2 separate regions of the Homo sapiens genome follow, and region 2 is linked to region 1. A link is a contact called in ENCODE Hi-C data. All regions are on one chromosome and are shown on one strand. Each heading gives the region's core, a stretch centred on a gene start or an enhancer-like site at or near the end of the contact. The rest is flanking DNA. Distances are from core to core; before and after follow the strand shown.

Region 1 (7,954 bases), core at 2,484-4,983:
CCATGGATTTGCTCACCCCTTTTAGATTTGTGAAACTCAAGGTTTTCACACATGATCTCATTTGATCTCCCCCCGCCCCAAATTTTGAGGTGGGTAGGAGAGGCCTCAGAGGATTATTTATAGGCAGTAGCCCAAATTTCTTCTAATAATGAGTAGCACTTTCTGTCTTTCTTGTTTGCCACCCACAGCAAGGACTACAACAGCAGAGAGAGGTCGAGCTTCTAACAGTTGCTAAGTGCCTGTTGAGTGATAGCCCTGTGACATCAGTGTTAAGTCACCCCCTCTCTCGCGCTCCCTCTTAGCTCTCTTGGATTAATAGCCCCGCATAGCTCATCAGTGAAAACAAATGAACAGAAGGGGTGCCAGGCATTTGTAGTTGAGGATACATAATTTTCAAATTACTTGTTTGGGAACTCTTACTAAGTCCTTCAACAACTCTCCTCACTTTTAATATGTTAAATACAGAGTAGGCTCAAAACACATTTCTTTCCAAATAAAGCCTCAAAAATGCTCGAGAGCATCTTCCAAACACTCCTATAGGAAAATAAATACGTCAGGAAAAGTGCTTAACCTATTTTAAAGAGAGAAAAGGAAGGTATTTTGGCCTTCACTGTGCATTTTGAGTTTCCTGCGTCATTTCTGTCCAGAGGGGGAAACGGCTCCGAGAATTCCAGAGCTGGTTTCTCTGTGTTACGGATTAGGAAACTGAGCCCAGAAGGGCAGTGTCTGGCAGCACCAAGCCCGTGGAGGCAGGCTGCTTTCAGATCTGTCTCCATCGCTCCCCAGCCCCTGCAGTACAGCTGCAGTCTCTCTGCAATATCAGCTGTTCACATTCTCTGTGCAGCAGCAGCTCAGAGATTTTTTCTATATCTTCATTTTCTTGAAGTGTGTTGCGTTGATTTCAACCAGGTGGGGAGATGATGGAGCCCAGGGACTTTGATCCTGTTCTCATATCCTAAATATTGTAGGGAATCGGGATAGGGAAAGCCACGCCTTCGGGTCAGGGAAGGAGACTGATGGAAGGAGAGATGGGCTCTAGGGTGCCTGGCCTCCACTGGGTATCTGCCACATGGGACTTGTCTGGAGTGGGGCCCTTGGGGTCCTAATTCAGTCACAGGGAACTTTCGGTTCTGGGTTCTGATTCCAGCTGGGCTAGCTTTGAGCTCCCGATGTGAACAAGGACACAGCTTGGAATTTGGGGTTCTGATATGTACTGGGTTAGTTGCCACTATTTGGGGTTCAAACGTAGATAGCAGCATTTGCTTTGAGACTCGGGTTCCTGTGAGGGCAGTTTACTCTGGATTTGGGGTTCTGATTAAAGTAAGGTTTGCTGTCTGTTTGGGGTCCTGATGTGAAAAGGTCTGTTCTGGGATTTGGAGTCCTCGTATGGGCAGGACTTGTTTTGGGATGTGGGGATCTGATGTAGCCCCGAGTAGTGTAGCATTTGGAGGGTAGGAATCGAGCACATCTGCCCTGAGATTTGGGGGTCTTCATGGTGATAAAATCTGCTCAAAATTTGGGCTCCTGCTATATGCAGGGTTTGGTCTGGAATTTGGGGTTCTGGTATAAATAAGGTTGGCTGAAGGATTTGGGTTACATATACAAGAAAAGTTTGCTTTGAGTTTTGGGGTACTCATGGAGGCAAGGTTTTGTTTGAACCTTGACTTCCTGACATGGACATGGCCAGCTTCAACCTTGGAGTGCTGATGTAGACACGGTTTCGTATCTGGGGGTTCAGATATGTGTGGGTTTGACTTGAGCTTTGGGGTCCTGCTGTGGACAGAGTTTGCTTCATTCTTTGGAGCCCTTATGAAGATACTTTGAGGGGATTTGGGTTCTGGTATGGTCATGGTGAGCTCGGTGACTGCCTTTTAGATGTGAGCAGAGTTAGCTTTGAATTTTGGGGTCCATATGTGGGCAGGGTTCATTTTGGGCTCTGTCATCCTTATGTAGACAGAAGTGGCTAATGGATTGGGGTTCAGATGCACAAATGGTTAGTTGGAGGCCGGGGGTCCAGAATTGGGCAATTGAGGGTCATGACGTGGGTAGAGTCTGCTCTGGGATTTAGGGTTCTGTTATGGCCAGGCATAGCTTCAGGGTTTGAGGCTGAAACATGGGCAGAAGTTGCATAGAGATATATGGGGTCTTGAGGCAGGCAGCGTTTGTTTCGGATCTTGGCATCCTTGTGTGGACATGGTTGTGGAGGATTCGGGGTTCTAATAGTCACATAATTAGTCTGGCAATTTGGGATTTCAGATTTAGCCAGGTTTGTTCTTGGTTTTGGGGTCCTAAACTGGACAGAGTTTGTTTCAGCTTTGACCTCTTTGCCTGGACACAGTTGTTGAAGGATCTGGGGTTCTGAGGTAGTCATGGTTAGCCTGGAGATTAGGGGTTGAGTCTTGGGCTGGTTTGTTGATTTTGGGGTCCTGAGATGGACAGGGTTTGTTTTGATTTGGCATCCTTGCAAGACAAAAGTGGCTGGAAAATCTGGGGTTCTGAGGTAGTCATGGGTAGCCTGGAGATTTGGGGTTCAGTTGGGCATGTGTGCTCTGGATTTTGGGGTCCTGAGGTGGTCAAGGTTTGTTCAAGCCCTGGCATCCTGGGGGGGATGTGGTAGCTGGAGGATTTGGGGTTCTGAAGTAGTCATGGTTAGCCTAGAGATTTGGGGTTCGGTGTTGGGCAATTTTATTCTGGATTTGTGGGTCCTGAGGTCAGCAGGGTTTGTTTCAGGTTTGGCATGCTTGCGTGGACATGGTTGGCTAGAGGATTTGGGGTTCTAATGTTCTCAAGACCAGCATGGAGGAGGACTTGGGGTTTGCTTTGAGTTTGGGGTACTGACATGGGCAGGCTTGCCTTGGGTTTGGGGGTTCTGCTGAGGACAGGCCTTGTTTCAGACAAGTCTTACATGAACAGAGTTGGCTTTGGGACCTGGGTTCCTTATGAAGACATGGGGAGCCTGAGGGTCTGGCTTCTGGGGGGTCCTGGCTTGGACAGGATTTGCTCAGGGTTGGCAGATGCAGCCCGATCCAGGCAGGACCTGCTTGTGGATTAGGGTCCTGCTGTGGACAAGGTTTGCCTTGATTGGGAGTCCAATTTGAACGCCGTGTGTTTGAGATTGGGAAGTCCCTCTGTGGCCAGGACCCTAAGTGGCCCTTCCATCTGGGTTTCAGGGTGGTTGGGTTTCAGGGGTTTGCTTTGACATCTGGGGTTTCTCACGTAAGCAGGCTTCCCTTTGGGAATCCACTTCAGAAGTGGACAGGGTGCCCTTGCATGTGGCCAGGGAAGGAGTCAGGGCAGGAGCCACCTTCGTCGAGGTACTGGAGCCGCTGGAGGTTGAAGGGGATGCCGACCATCAGGTCCAGCTCCTCTTTGAGCTCCCGCACGGTCATGTCGCCGCGGCAGTTTGCCACTCGGAACATCTCCCCCGTCTCCTCCAGCCGCACCCGCAGGACGAAGACGTCAGGGGCCAAGTCGGGCAAGGCACTCGCGGCCTTCGGGTCACAGACGAGCCGCTGGCTCCGGCCGCGGGCACAGGCCAGGGGCTGCGCGGGGAGGGCCCGCGAGTCCGCCGAGCCCACCCTGGGCCCGCCGCACCCCTGAGCCCCGGCCCGCGCACCGCTCCTGCGTCCCGCATTGGGGTGCAGGCGAGAGGCGCCCCCAGTTGGCCCCGCCGCCCGCGCTCCGCCCGCCCCCGCCGCCGCCCGCCGCATCCCCCAGGCGCGGCCGCGCGTCATCCGCGGCTCGAGTGCGGTGGCCACGCGTCATCGCCGCCCCCGCCCTGACGCCCCAAGGCGGGCCCATGCGCCCCCCGCCCCACTGTGACGCCCAGGCCCCGCCAGGACCGCCCCCTCCAGACGCAAGGCGAGGCCCCTCCCTGCCTGCCGCCCGAGCCTCCAGGGAGACCGATGGGCGGGCGGCCCCCCAAGGTCCCGCAGTCCTTTCCCGCTCCGCGATGAACAAAGCCGCAGTTTCACGCGGCCGCGGGAGACGGTTCTTAAATAATGGAACAGGACATAAGTGCTTCCCAGAGCAACCGGGAGATTTATTGATAAATACAGAGACATCGCCGGGCAGCCACGCTCCGACAACCCGCACTGGGCCCCCGTCCCGAGCTCAGGCCACGTCCCCACCTCCTCGAAGCCTCCAAGCTGCTGTTAATGTCAGTTCTTTTCACCAGGCAAACGGAAGGGGCATTCTTGCTGCTGTTAGGAAACGGTTACCACTTCTCCGTGTCTGTTTAAAATAGGATCTTTGCATAAATTGGGATAAATCACCTGGAGGAATTACACGTAAACAAGGCTGTAAATCACCATTGCATGCATGGCCTGCAGAGTTGTAAAGTGCAGATTTTCGTTATAAAAACACTTCTAGTATGAATGAAAAAAAAAAAAAACCACCAACATTTCATAAACATGACTCCCTGCAGCCGATCTGGTCCCGACATGGGGGTGGATCCCAGAAGCGGGAGACAGCCTTCCACGGAAACTTGCAAAACTGCACCAAAATCTATCAATTTTGAAAATGCTCTTGAATTCTTGGCGGAAGAAAGATGCTGATAAACACATTAAGTGGGGAAATGCTCCCTTGAGAAAGGCTGGGTTGGCTCTATGAAGACACCTTTGGAGTGAGCTGTGCCTGGGAGAAACCCATCTGTGCTTTTCCCTTCATTCACCGGAGATGAGGCTGAGTGTTCAAGTAAACAGGAAGCTTACCTGTGGTGGTCAAATTACAAACACTCAACATGGCACCCATGAATAATTAGAAAATACAAGCGCCGAAGTGACGGGGGCGGGAGCTAGGAGGGCGAGGGGAAACAGAACAATCTTGGAAAAATCTCGGTTGTTGCAAAAAAAGAATAAAATGTATGCTTAAAAATTATTTTTACAGAGAAATTACAGCCATAAAAAATATCTGTGCATTGGAAAGGCACTCATATTATAGAAAAATGTTAACATATAAACGGAAATTGTAAAGGTTAGATTATTTACCAAAGAGTCTCTACAATCTCTCCAAGCATGTTGTGATTCAGCATGCAAATTATACACATCACAACACAAACTGAAGCTCATTTTTTTCCTTAACGGAAAATTAAGCTCTGAATAGAATACAAGATTCCAGTTGAATAATTCTACTTGCTGCTAGATCAACAGATTTTAACAAAACAATCTCAATTTGCGGGCAATAAAAAAAAATTAAAAATTGCTGGTTACCAAAGCAAAACAATATCTCCATTTACTTTAGGCAAGAATTAAACACACGACGGATTGACTGATTTTTTTTTTAATATGTAGCTTCTGATTTATTAACTCACTTTTTGCCGACGCTGCCTAAATGCTACCCTGGGGTATAATTTGCAATTCTCACATAGGTACCTTATTATTATTTTGGCGTGGTGTATATACGCCTATCTTTCTTTTAAAAGAATCAGTTAAATGGAATTTGGAGGTGGAAGTCACATCCTCTATACTAGAAAATTCAATACATAGCTTCAAGAATTTCATTTAAAAATAAAGACAAGACAAACAAGAAAAAGACCAAAGGGCAGAATAGAAATAGCTTACAAGCCCTTAGCAGAGCTAGCTCTTGAACCCCAAATGGGCTGTTTCCTCCTTCCTTCCCTTATCCTACCTTTGAGAACATAAAAATAGAAACACGAAAAATGACATGTGCATACATGTAAGTAAAATTTGTTCAAATGGTTAGAAAATCTTAAATTACTGATTTAAAAAACCTGGTTAAATTCTAGAGCATCTTTCTCTTAGTCTAAATTTGAAACGCATGAAATCTAAGCGGTGTGTACTTAAGTCAATTTGAAGAGTATATAATTTGACCCCCAAAGTCACAGGTGCGTAGAACTTGTGGGCAGGTTATGATCAGAACTAGGTTTTCCTTTTTTTGGTTAAGATTCTAAAGCATTAGATATAAAGTCAATATCCATGCATCTCAGTTATCAATTTCCCTCCCAAGTTTAAACATATAGCATATCCATATAAAAATGGAAAAACCTCAGTTATCCATTTCCCTCTCAAGTTCTTAAACATATGACAGCATATCCATATAAAAATGAAAAATCTTTCAGCTTTATGCCTCTATCAAAGGCCAACACATATCTTCATGGAAACAGTTCCTGTCAGGCAGGGAGGAGTGAGTGCCTGAGGAAAAGTTCCAAGTAGTTTATAACAAAGGCACAATATTAGAAAGACTGCCATCAATCATTCTTTAGATTTCTTTATCACATTTTTCAAAAATAAACAAATCGAACCATATTTGTAGCAACTCAAAGTGCAGCATAGATTTAAATGATGTATTTGTTCAGCTCACTGATAGGGGGCAAATACTACATTAATATATTTTCTTCCTGTCAAGAGTTATTTACATATGTACAGTATTTCAGTTAAAAATATAACACCATAAACTATATTTTATAGGAAATCATAAGGGAAGGAAATATGCAGGTCTATTAAAGACTTAAGAGCTTCTAATAAACTACTTTACTTGGAGAGGGTTGGGGGGACTTCAGATCATACAGTCTGCCATGGAGAAAAGAACTTGCTGGCAGACAGCCTGATGGTTCAGAGGCTCCAGTGCCCAGTTAGCCACCTGGTCTGCAATCTTTCCACAGACTTACTGATCAGGCTTGATCAGGATGGCCCAGCCATCCAGAAAAAGCCCCCATCAGGTTCAGTCCCTTCGGGGTACAGATGGAAAAGGCGTCAATCACTGAGTGCACAGTATGAAAGGTTCCAAAATCTCCCCCAGCTGGTATAATACAATCAGTTCCCCTTCAAGTTATGGTAAGCCATATGTGCCAAGCATGAAATAATCAGATTGCAACTCATCACGGAAGTAGTTAATTCTGTTTTTCTAGTACAGCAGTGTCTATGATATTCCGCCGCTTTGGTTCTAGGGCTGCAAAAAAGGAAACATCTTGGTCCCGGTCTGACTGCAATGCTAAGATGGTCTCTTCAATGACTTCAAGATGAGGGTTACCAGCATTTCTAAAATACGCTAAAGAGAGAAACCATGAGTCTGAATCAGGTAAGCCATGAACAGTGTTCAAAACACACTCGGTTTTGTTTTTTGTTAGCCACATGTCAGGACAATAAATCAAAGAGTATTTCTAAAATGTTAAAGATGGACTCCCAACAGTTATGCATATTTTTAAAATTATAGTAACTATCTTTTTTCCCTGCAATACAAAAGAAATGGCAATGTGCAGAGCAGGAGCAGGTTGTAGGTAGGGTGGGGCAGGGGGTGAGGTGGCAAGAAATGTACATGTAGGGCAGAGTTCAAGATATTTTCCTATATGTGTGGTGTAGAAATAAACTATCCAAGAAACACAAAGCTTTTATTGAGTCCTGTCCAGGTGTAAATAATCCACTAGTTGGGTTACAAATCTTTTCTAACTGACCACAAAATAATACCATTAAAACATAATAGCAGTTAAGGCTTACGTTTGCTACCTTTCATAATCTTTCATGTCATAACTCAAAATTTATCAATTTCCCTCATTTCTGGAAAGCTATGTAATAATTTACATTTTAGCATATGTTTATTAAGTATGAAGACCAAATTACATTCATTTCCTTGGTCGTTTTATAAATAACATAAAATGATGCATCAAAGTTAACATAATCATTTACATAATAAACCTTACGCGTGCTGTCACACAACCTGCCTCAGTTTCCTAGAGGAAATCTAGTTGTGGCCTTTAACAACTGGTGGAGTCTACCCGAAATGTGTAAGTTCTGAAAAGTGCTCCACCTACCCTTTTCCAACAGCATCTGCCTTAGGGCCTTGGCTAGCAGAACCCTCACGTTGGGCACAGGATCTGATGCGAGGCTCAGGAGGCTGGGAAGCAGGTGCTCCATGAACTGGTCCACGGGGACACACTCCTTGCTCACCACTGCCTGCTCCAAGAAAGTCACAGCCAAAGAAATGATGTTTTCCGCAG
Region 2 (7,954 bases), core at 3,153-5,652, 330 kb after region 1:
GTATTCAAACCCAGGAGATGGGGGAGAAAGATCAGAGGGAAGATTTGATAAACAGAAGGCTTCCAAGAAATAGCTTCCAACTCCAATCAGTTCTTTTTCATTTTATTATGATAAGAACACTCAACATGAGATCTACCCTCTTAACGAATTTTAAAGTGAATTGCAAATTATCCAACCAACTGATGACTGAAAAACGAAGTGCTGAAAAGACACTCAATAAACATAGGCCACCTTGGAAATGTATTAATAATCATTATCGTCACCATGTGGCGGCTGTGGATTGAGCGTCTGTTCTGTGCCAAACACTGTGCTGAGTGCTCTGTGCCTGTTCCCTTGTTCACCCCTGCCCCAATCCTCTGAAACAGGCCTGCTCTCACCCTTAGTGGAGATGAAGCCATGGAGGCTCTGAAAGCCACACCCGCCATCACCCAGCCAGGGGCCGCCTGAGCCCAGCAAGAGTCCACCCTGGGGGATGCTGAGTCCCTGCCTCTCACCACCATGCATGTTGTCTCTGGGCTTCTAAAAAGGCTGAATGATACAAAGGTCTTGGGGAGGACCCATTATGAAAAGGGCATGTTCTTTGTTTTGGCCCCAGTACACAGCACCATCCGCCCATCATTGTCTTCCATTCAATCTCCAGCATGATCAGTAATATTTGTTAGCGGGAGAGGGGCTGGTGTGTGGGCTGCAGCCAGGCGGCAATGAAGCAGAAGCTTTACTTCTAAGAGAAGCTAATGGGCCCGGTTTAGGGGGGCACAAGCCCCTGACCTTGGTTGGATAAGCCTCTAGCACTAATCAACATTACCGGAGAAGTCTGTATGCGCTAACAAAGCATAAATATTTGGTCTCTATTGAAGGTCTCCAGGGCCATGGCACACAGCCGCCTTAAACATGCGTGGTCTACTTGCTTGTTAGGAAAGAGAAAACACACAGAAAAACAGCCCTTTGAATCCATTCTTCCCCATAGAAACAGAAACGATGTCCTGATCATTATGTCTAAAAAAGCAGTAGATACGAAAATTGGATTTGGTTGGAGCTGGATTTTAGCTGCAAATGGGTGGTTTTTAATAAAGTGCCTCATAGCAACCGATCTGTGAAAAGCTGCTACTTAAAAGCAAGTTCATATGATCTCAGAAAATGGCTCATCAGACAGGGCAGTCTCTAACTGTTTATTTATAGTCGTCTGCGCCAGATCAGATAAGCTGGTGCTCACAGAGTTGGGCGAGGGGGGGGGAGCTTCTAGAATGTACCATCCATTGGAAACTCACAGCCTCGGACTGTGGATGTGATCAGAAAACGGATCACTGACTCACACTTTTGGAAACAGGGCCCGGTGGGGTGAGAGCTATGGGGAGGTAGGCTGTGTTCTCGGGATAGAGGTTCTCCAAGTGCTCAGACCTGAGAGTTGTTTGTGAAGTCTGGGGGCTGAAGAAATAGGACTGGAGCTGGAGGACAGGCACCGGGGGCATGAATGAGGATAGGCGGATTGGGGCTGAGTCCTGCCTATGAGACGTTTTGCCTGTTTGAACTTGAGCGAATGCCCTTCCTTTTCTTTTTTCTCTATTTATTTATTTATTTATTTATTTATTTATTTGTTTGTTTGTTTGTTTGTTTGAGGCAGAGTCTCACTCTGTCGCCCAGGCTGAAGTGCAGTGGCTCGATCTCAGCTCACTGCAACCTCTGCCTCCTCGATTCAAGTGATTCTCCTGCCTCAGCCTCCTGGGTAGCTGGGATTATAGGCACACACCACCACGCCCAGCTAATTTTTATATTTTTAGTAGAGATGGGTTTTACCATATTGGCCAGGCTGGTCTCAAACTCCTGACCTCAGCTGATCTGCCCACCTCAGCCTCCCAGAGTGCTGGGATTACAGGTGTGAGCCACTGCGCCCGGCCTATCTTTCTTTTTAAAAAGACTTTATTGAGATACAATCCACGTTCCACACAATGCAACTATTTGAAGTGTAGAACTCAACACTTCTTAGTGTATTCCCAGAGTTGTGTAACTGTCACCACTGTCCATTTTGGAACATTTTCATCACCTCAAAAAAGAAACCCCATACCCTTCAGCAATCATCCCCTATCCCCCCATTCCCTCTAGCCCTGAGCAGTCTCTGTCTGCTTTGTCTCTACAGATTTGCCTGTTCTGGACATTTCCTTTGAATGGACTCATAGGGGATGTAGTGCTTTGCGTCCGGCTTTTCTCACTTAGCGCCGTGTTTTCAAGGTCCTTCTGCGCTGTGGCCTGCGTCAGGGTTCCATTCCCTTTCAGGGCAGGCCCTTTCTGGTCTTCAGATTCCTCATTGGTCACATGGGGTGAACGCTGCCACGGGCTCCCTGCTGATAACCTTCCACTGGAGGGGAATCCAACTCAAGTGTTAGTGAGGGGCTGAGCTGTGGAAATTCCCCCCCAAGGGCAACTACATCTTTAGCTCTTTATCCCTCCCTCACCCCCTTAAAATGATGGTAATAGTTGAATGCTACTGTATTTCATCCATCAGAATAGAATAGCTTTCTCTCTTCCCCCACTGGGACTCCTGTTTTGTCCCATGCAAAGCTTGGATGTGCATTTGTTTTGATAATAGCAACAAGATTCCCTCGGATTTTTTGAGCTTTCAGAGGGGCCAGGCTCTATGTTTGGGCCTTACATACAACAGCTCATATGGACCCTGTGAGGTAGAGAGTCATGGCCCTGACTGAGCAGATGAGGAAACTGAGGCTCAGAGAGGGTCAATGAAGTATCTCATATTCTCCACAGAAGGCTCAGTTCTTCTGTAAATGCCTCTGGGGTTCAAGAAACGCAGTGTTCCTGGACTTGAATTTTCCAATACAAGTCTCTGGAGTAGGTCTAAGTGGCCCTGGAGAAGCTGTGAAACCGGTCTCCAAGCACAGCACCCTGATACCTGGACACCTACGCCCCCAGGAGTACAGAGACCTTAACAGACAAGGCCAATGAGACAGTGTGACAATGGGGGTTGCAGAGGAGCTTGGCTGGCCCTGAGCAGGTGCCCAGGAGAGGGGGCCTGGCAGAGGTTCCCCCAGAGGTAACGCCTGAGTGGTGTCTTACAGCACAAAGCAAAGTCACCCTGGGGGTGGAGGAGGCCCTCTGTACATCGTTTGATTAACGGTACTTAGAGGAGGTAGGTACAAAATGCTGCGGGAGTGCGGGGGCAGGGGTGATTAATCCTCCTATAATCTGTTTGCCACAGTTTTGCTGTTGCAGGAGGTTTTGCTGGAGAGATCGATTGGGTCTTAACAGAGTGGTGAAATGGTGCAGGGACTCTGTTGCTAACTCCAGCAGAGCCTCACCCAGAGGGAGGCTCAACCCTCACAGCCATGTGGCTTCGGGGATTTCAAACCGGTGCTTCTCTTGGTGGACTGGTGAAATTTTCCCACAGAACCCATTTGTTTGATGCAGGGAGTGGAAAGGATCAGAGGAGATGGGAAGAGAACAGGAAGAAAGGGAGAGATAGCAGGAATAACTAGCCTCTTATTTGATTCATTATTAAAGAGGTGAAGGTGCCCCTTCTTCCTTACTTCCACACTCAGAGTTTCTCTCAACCCCCATCACAATCCTGTGAGGCAGATTCATGTCCCTCATTTTACTGGTAAAAAATTCAGGGGCCCAAGAAGTGGACTGGCTTGCCTAGAGTTGGGCAGGGAATCAGTGCCAAATTCAGGTCTCAACCCCAAAACTCCAAATGCTGTGCATGGCCAGAGGGGAGTAGGAGCTGGTGGTGCCCATGATGTTCCAGGAACCCCTAAGATGTGGCCTGATACAGGGGTTGTACAGATGATCTTGCCACATTGCTGGGCTGGAGGACAATTTGGGCTATACACATTGAGCTGTGGAAGCCCAGAGAAGGATGCCAGAATCTGCTGGGGCAGTCAGGGAAGGCTTCTTGGAAAGGGGATATTGAGGCTGGGTTTTGGTGGATGTGTAGGAGTCCTTGAGTTCACTAAGGGTGGAAGCTCATTCTGGGAATGGAAGCAGTATGTGCAAAGGCTCAGAGTTGGGATTGGGGGCCTTGTATCTAGAGAACAATCTGACTTGCAGAGTGGCTGATGGTAGGATGTGGGGCTAGTTCGGAAAGCAGAGGCAGCCGGAAGAAGCATCATGGTTCACAGCTCCTCCACCACCCCTGTCTGTCAGGCACTCACAAGGTAGACTTTTCCTGGGGCAGGATTTTACTGGAAGTTAGGGAACTGTTCATTGCTTTAGGGTGTTTGGAAGCTAACAATGGATTCTCCAAGGAGTGAGAGCAAAGCCACAAGCAGAAAAGGATTATGCTGTTGAAATTGTGTAACTGCCTCCCTCTGTTATTTTCTAATTAAGGAAGGGGTGAGGGGAGCCCCAAGGCTTTGAAGCAGCAAGAGAGAATTCTGAAATGTCTCCAGCCGGCCCCACGAGAGGGTCTGATTACAGAGCAGGCTTCTCCAAGTGTGACGTCACCCACTGGGCAGTGGGGATCGGTCACAGGAGTGGGATGAGGCTTCAGCGTCTAAACCATAGAACTAAAATACCTGCAACCACAGGCCCTGAGGCCACAACCCAGCGTGGCCCTTCTCTTCCTAGGGTAATGCAGTGGGCTCTGGACAGTGTCACTGGAAGCCCGTGCTGCGTGCTGGGGCATTTCAGAGGGAAGCCCCGAGTGTGGCATTCTGCTCTAGCTGTTCATCTTGGCTCTTGCAAGAGGCATTTTCTTTCTCAGGAGAGAAGCAAGATTCTTTCTGGAATAAATGTTCAGATCTACCAGCTCCACAGCTGGTCAGAAGGAGGGAAAGAAGAAAGATAGGTTATCACTCCAAAGACTTCCTCCAGCCTCATGAATGACCTGGATGGTACTATGGGCTGGTAGATTTCTGAGAGGTGATGGTGGCACCACTTAAAACATATAGCCCTGCGATTATGCCTGAAAATGCCACTCTTTGGGAGTCACTAGTTCAGCGAATCTTTACTAAGCATGCACCATGTGCCTGGCACTGTGTCAGGGACCGGTGAGGATGGTGAACCCTGCCTGTCCGCTGTGACTGTGTAGTCTGCAAGGAGAAAGCAATAGACAGATATAACAACTCCAGATTGGAATCCACTCCATGAGAGAAAGAGGGAAGCAGACAAGGGTGGTGAGAGGTACTGTGCTTTGGAGGGCAGCTGAGCTGACTCCACAGGAGGCCCAGAGGCTGCCCTGCAAGTGTGGGGAAGGCGTGCTAGACAGAAAGGGTGGCATGTGCTGAGGCCTCTGGGGCATTCCAGAAGTCAGCAGAAGGTTCCTGCATCAGGAGGGATGGAAGCAGGGGAAACATTCTGAAGGGGAGGCAGAAAGAGCTGGGAGGCCAGCTTCACTTTTTCACCAGGAATGGTCCCCAACAGGATCCACAGTGTAGACCTTGCCCCAAGAGGGTCTATATAGCCCACCTCTCCCCCTTCATGGGGAGTAGGGAAGGGGCCAACAGGTAGACTTCTCCTTCCATTTCTAAGTCTTTGCATCTTAAAATTTTGTATTCTGTAGTCATTGAAGAGGTTGGAGAATCTTTAGTTTGAAATGTAAGATGATTTCTTCAGGAAAAATGATCAGATTCCTCCTGACCTCTTGTTCCAAGGAGAATAGGTAGTATTTTATCATTGCGGCATTGTGTCATAGCTACAGCTAACACCATCTGAATGCTTGCCAATGTAACAAAGGGAAAATAAAGTGGGATGACTCAGTCTTGGGTCGTGAAAGCTCAGGAAAGTGAGACAACCACCTCCCACTGCCAGCCTTGGTACAGGGAAGGAGGAAGATGGGCAGAAGCCAGTGCCTTCCTCTTGCCCAGCCCTGATCTCCACTTAGCAGACATCCAGCTGCCCAGCCTGGGGTCTTCACCATCTCATTCACCTGTTTGGAATATTAACCAGTTTAAAAGAGCTTGGATGAGGGATGCTCTGTGATGAGCTCATTATGAAGACAAGAAGCCAACATTGAACAAAATACCTTGAGCCAAACACATTCCCTCTTTGAAGGAATTCTCAGGGCTAGCATGCTAATGAGCATTATGACCAGCCCATAAGGAGGCTAAAGTATGTAGCCTTTCTCAAATGTACTTAAGGATGAGTGCTTATTTTAAGGTACATCTTATAGGCAGGGGATTTTGTGGAAATCGGTTTGGGATACAATGCTTTAACCTGATTCAATTACCCTTTTACCTTTGTTGTCATCAAGAACAGCTTTAAAAATGGCAGTGAGCAACCATCCATTCATCCAGTCAACTACGTATCCAACCACTTATTCAAACAATCATCTGTTTATTCATTCAGTCTGCCATCCATCCATCCATCCATCCATCCATCCATCCATCCATCCATCCATACACCTATCATCTGTACATATAAGCAGGCAGCCATCCAGGCTTTCCGTACCCTGTACACAATACTAGGACTTTGGCAGACCCAAGACTAGATGTTTTCAGGGAGCTTCTAGTCTAATATAAGACTACCTCCCATACACAACCAGACTTCTGGGTGAAAAGTGATTTTTGTCTTTGAGAAAATGAAATTCTAGAAGCTAAGAAACGGGGAAAGCTCCTCTCCTTTGGGGAGTCCTTGAGGGCATTTTTCCCAGGAAAAGGGATTTGGACATAAAACTGTGGAAGCTGGAGACCAGGGATCCCAGCAGGGGACCAGTGAGAGCAGAGGGCCAGAGGTTCGACAAGGGCATGCTGGGGGAGCCATCCTGCCCCACTTCTTTGTCTCTGCTTGGCTGAGTAGAGACTACAGTACCAATAAAAGGCTGCTGTTCAGCTGCCACATTACTGGCAAGAACATCTCTAACGAGGCTTAATTCTTCCATCGGCATGAGTTTCCTTAGGTGCTGGCTTCAGAAACATTTAGTTTATTTAGAATCAGAGGCTGAAATGTGTTTGTCTTCACAGTGCCCACAGATGAGGCCCTGAGAACCTGTCTTTGGCTGCACTGGGGCTGGAAAGAAACCACTGTCCAGTATTAAGCACCATTCACCTGGGGGCCCCAGATGCTGACTTCCCAGAATATTCTACCACAGGGCAACAGAGTTGGCAAGATCTCTATACATAACCAGAAAGAGATGAGATCCTTGGGGCTCTGCAGAGAAACCACCCGTTTGCCTAATAGGGCCATGTGCTCAACACTCAACATGGCTGTGGGCTATGTAGGGAGACCCAGGTCCTGAGCTTGGGGTATAGGGGCTGGCCCACCTGCCGGGCACCCTGACCCCTGGAGGTTACATCCTAATGGGGGAAGATAGGCAGTAAGCGCCAAAGAAGTAAATAAGATAACGACACACTGTGCTAAGTACTTGGGGGCGATAGGCTGATGTGCTGGAAGACAGTTTTAGACAGGGTGGTCAGGACAGGCTTCCTAAGGATGTGACATTTGAACTCAGATGAATGACAAGAAGGAGCCAGGCGAAGTAAGAGCTAGGGAGGGAAAGCTGGTGCCAAGACCCCGAGGTTAACAGGAGGCGACAGATTTTGAGAGACAGAAAGGCCAGTGCAGATAGAGGCTGTTGAGCAAGATGGGGAGTGGTAAGGAAAGTCACTGGTAAGGTGGGCAGGGGTCCAACCACTGGGGCCTGTGGCCACAGGAAGGAGTTTCAGTTTTATTTTAAGTGCAGTGAAAAGCAAGGGGAAGGTCTAGACCTTCCCCTTGAGAGATTTTGTGTTTGAGGTGAGAGATTTTGTGTTTCATTTTGAAATCCTTGCTCCGGCTGCTGAGTGGAGGGAGGGTGTTGGGGTGAGCGTAGAAGCTAGGAGAACGGTGAGGGGCTGGCACAGTCATGGAGGGACCAGATCAGGGGTGGAGCAGCCAGGAGCTGGAGGGAAGAGGAGGGTTGGGGATCTGGTGTGGAGGTGGAGCCGGCAGGACCTACTGCTGGATTGAATGTGGCTGTGGGAGAAAGAGGAGAAAGAAGGACCGCTCTAAACGGGGCTTGAGTAGCTGG

What was found. Hi-C counts contacts between places; a loop is a spot of excess contacts on that map. Pooled maps may share reads with other maps.
Region 2: a loop to region 1 is called in a map with no recorded cell type, with 2.1 times the contacts of the local background. The contact joins the enhancer-like site here to the promoter of ANKRD60 in region 1. A Hi-C loop is called at or near these places in 2 of 168 maps with a recorded cell type or tissue (astrocyte of the cerebellum and heart left ventricle), 2 of 37 single-sample maps with no recorded cell type and 7 of 50 pooled maps.

What each region holds. Positions count from the first base shown.
Region 1 is chr20:58,224,920-58,232,873 of GRCh38, forward strand. It overlaps ANKRD60 (ankyrin repeat domain 60), which reads right to left and starts at 3,734. Exons shown (of 4, transcript NM_001304369.2): 1 at 3,305-3,734. The coding sequence starts at 3,734. It also overlaps the pseudogene PPP4R1L.
Region 2 is chr20:58,549,574-58,557,527 of GRCh38, forward strand. All of the region lies in intron 6 of APCDD1L-DT (APCDD1L divergent transcript), which reads left to right. Among named protein-coding and RNA genes, the nearest start is that of APCDD1L, 38 kb to the left of the region's middle. Within about 2 kb of position 4,403, at least 2 of the 41 ENCODE cell types and tissues checked have a DNase peak (open chromatin) inside an H3K27ac peak, as active enhancers do.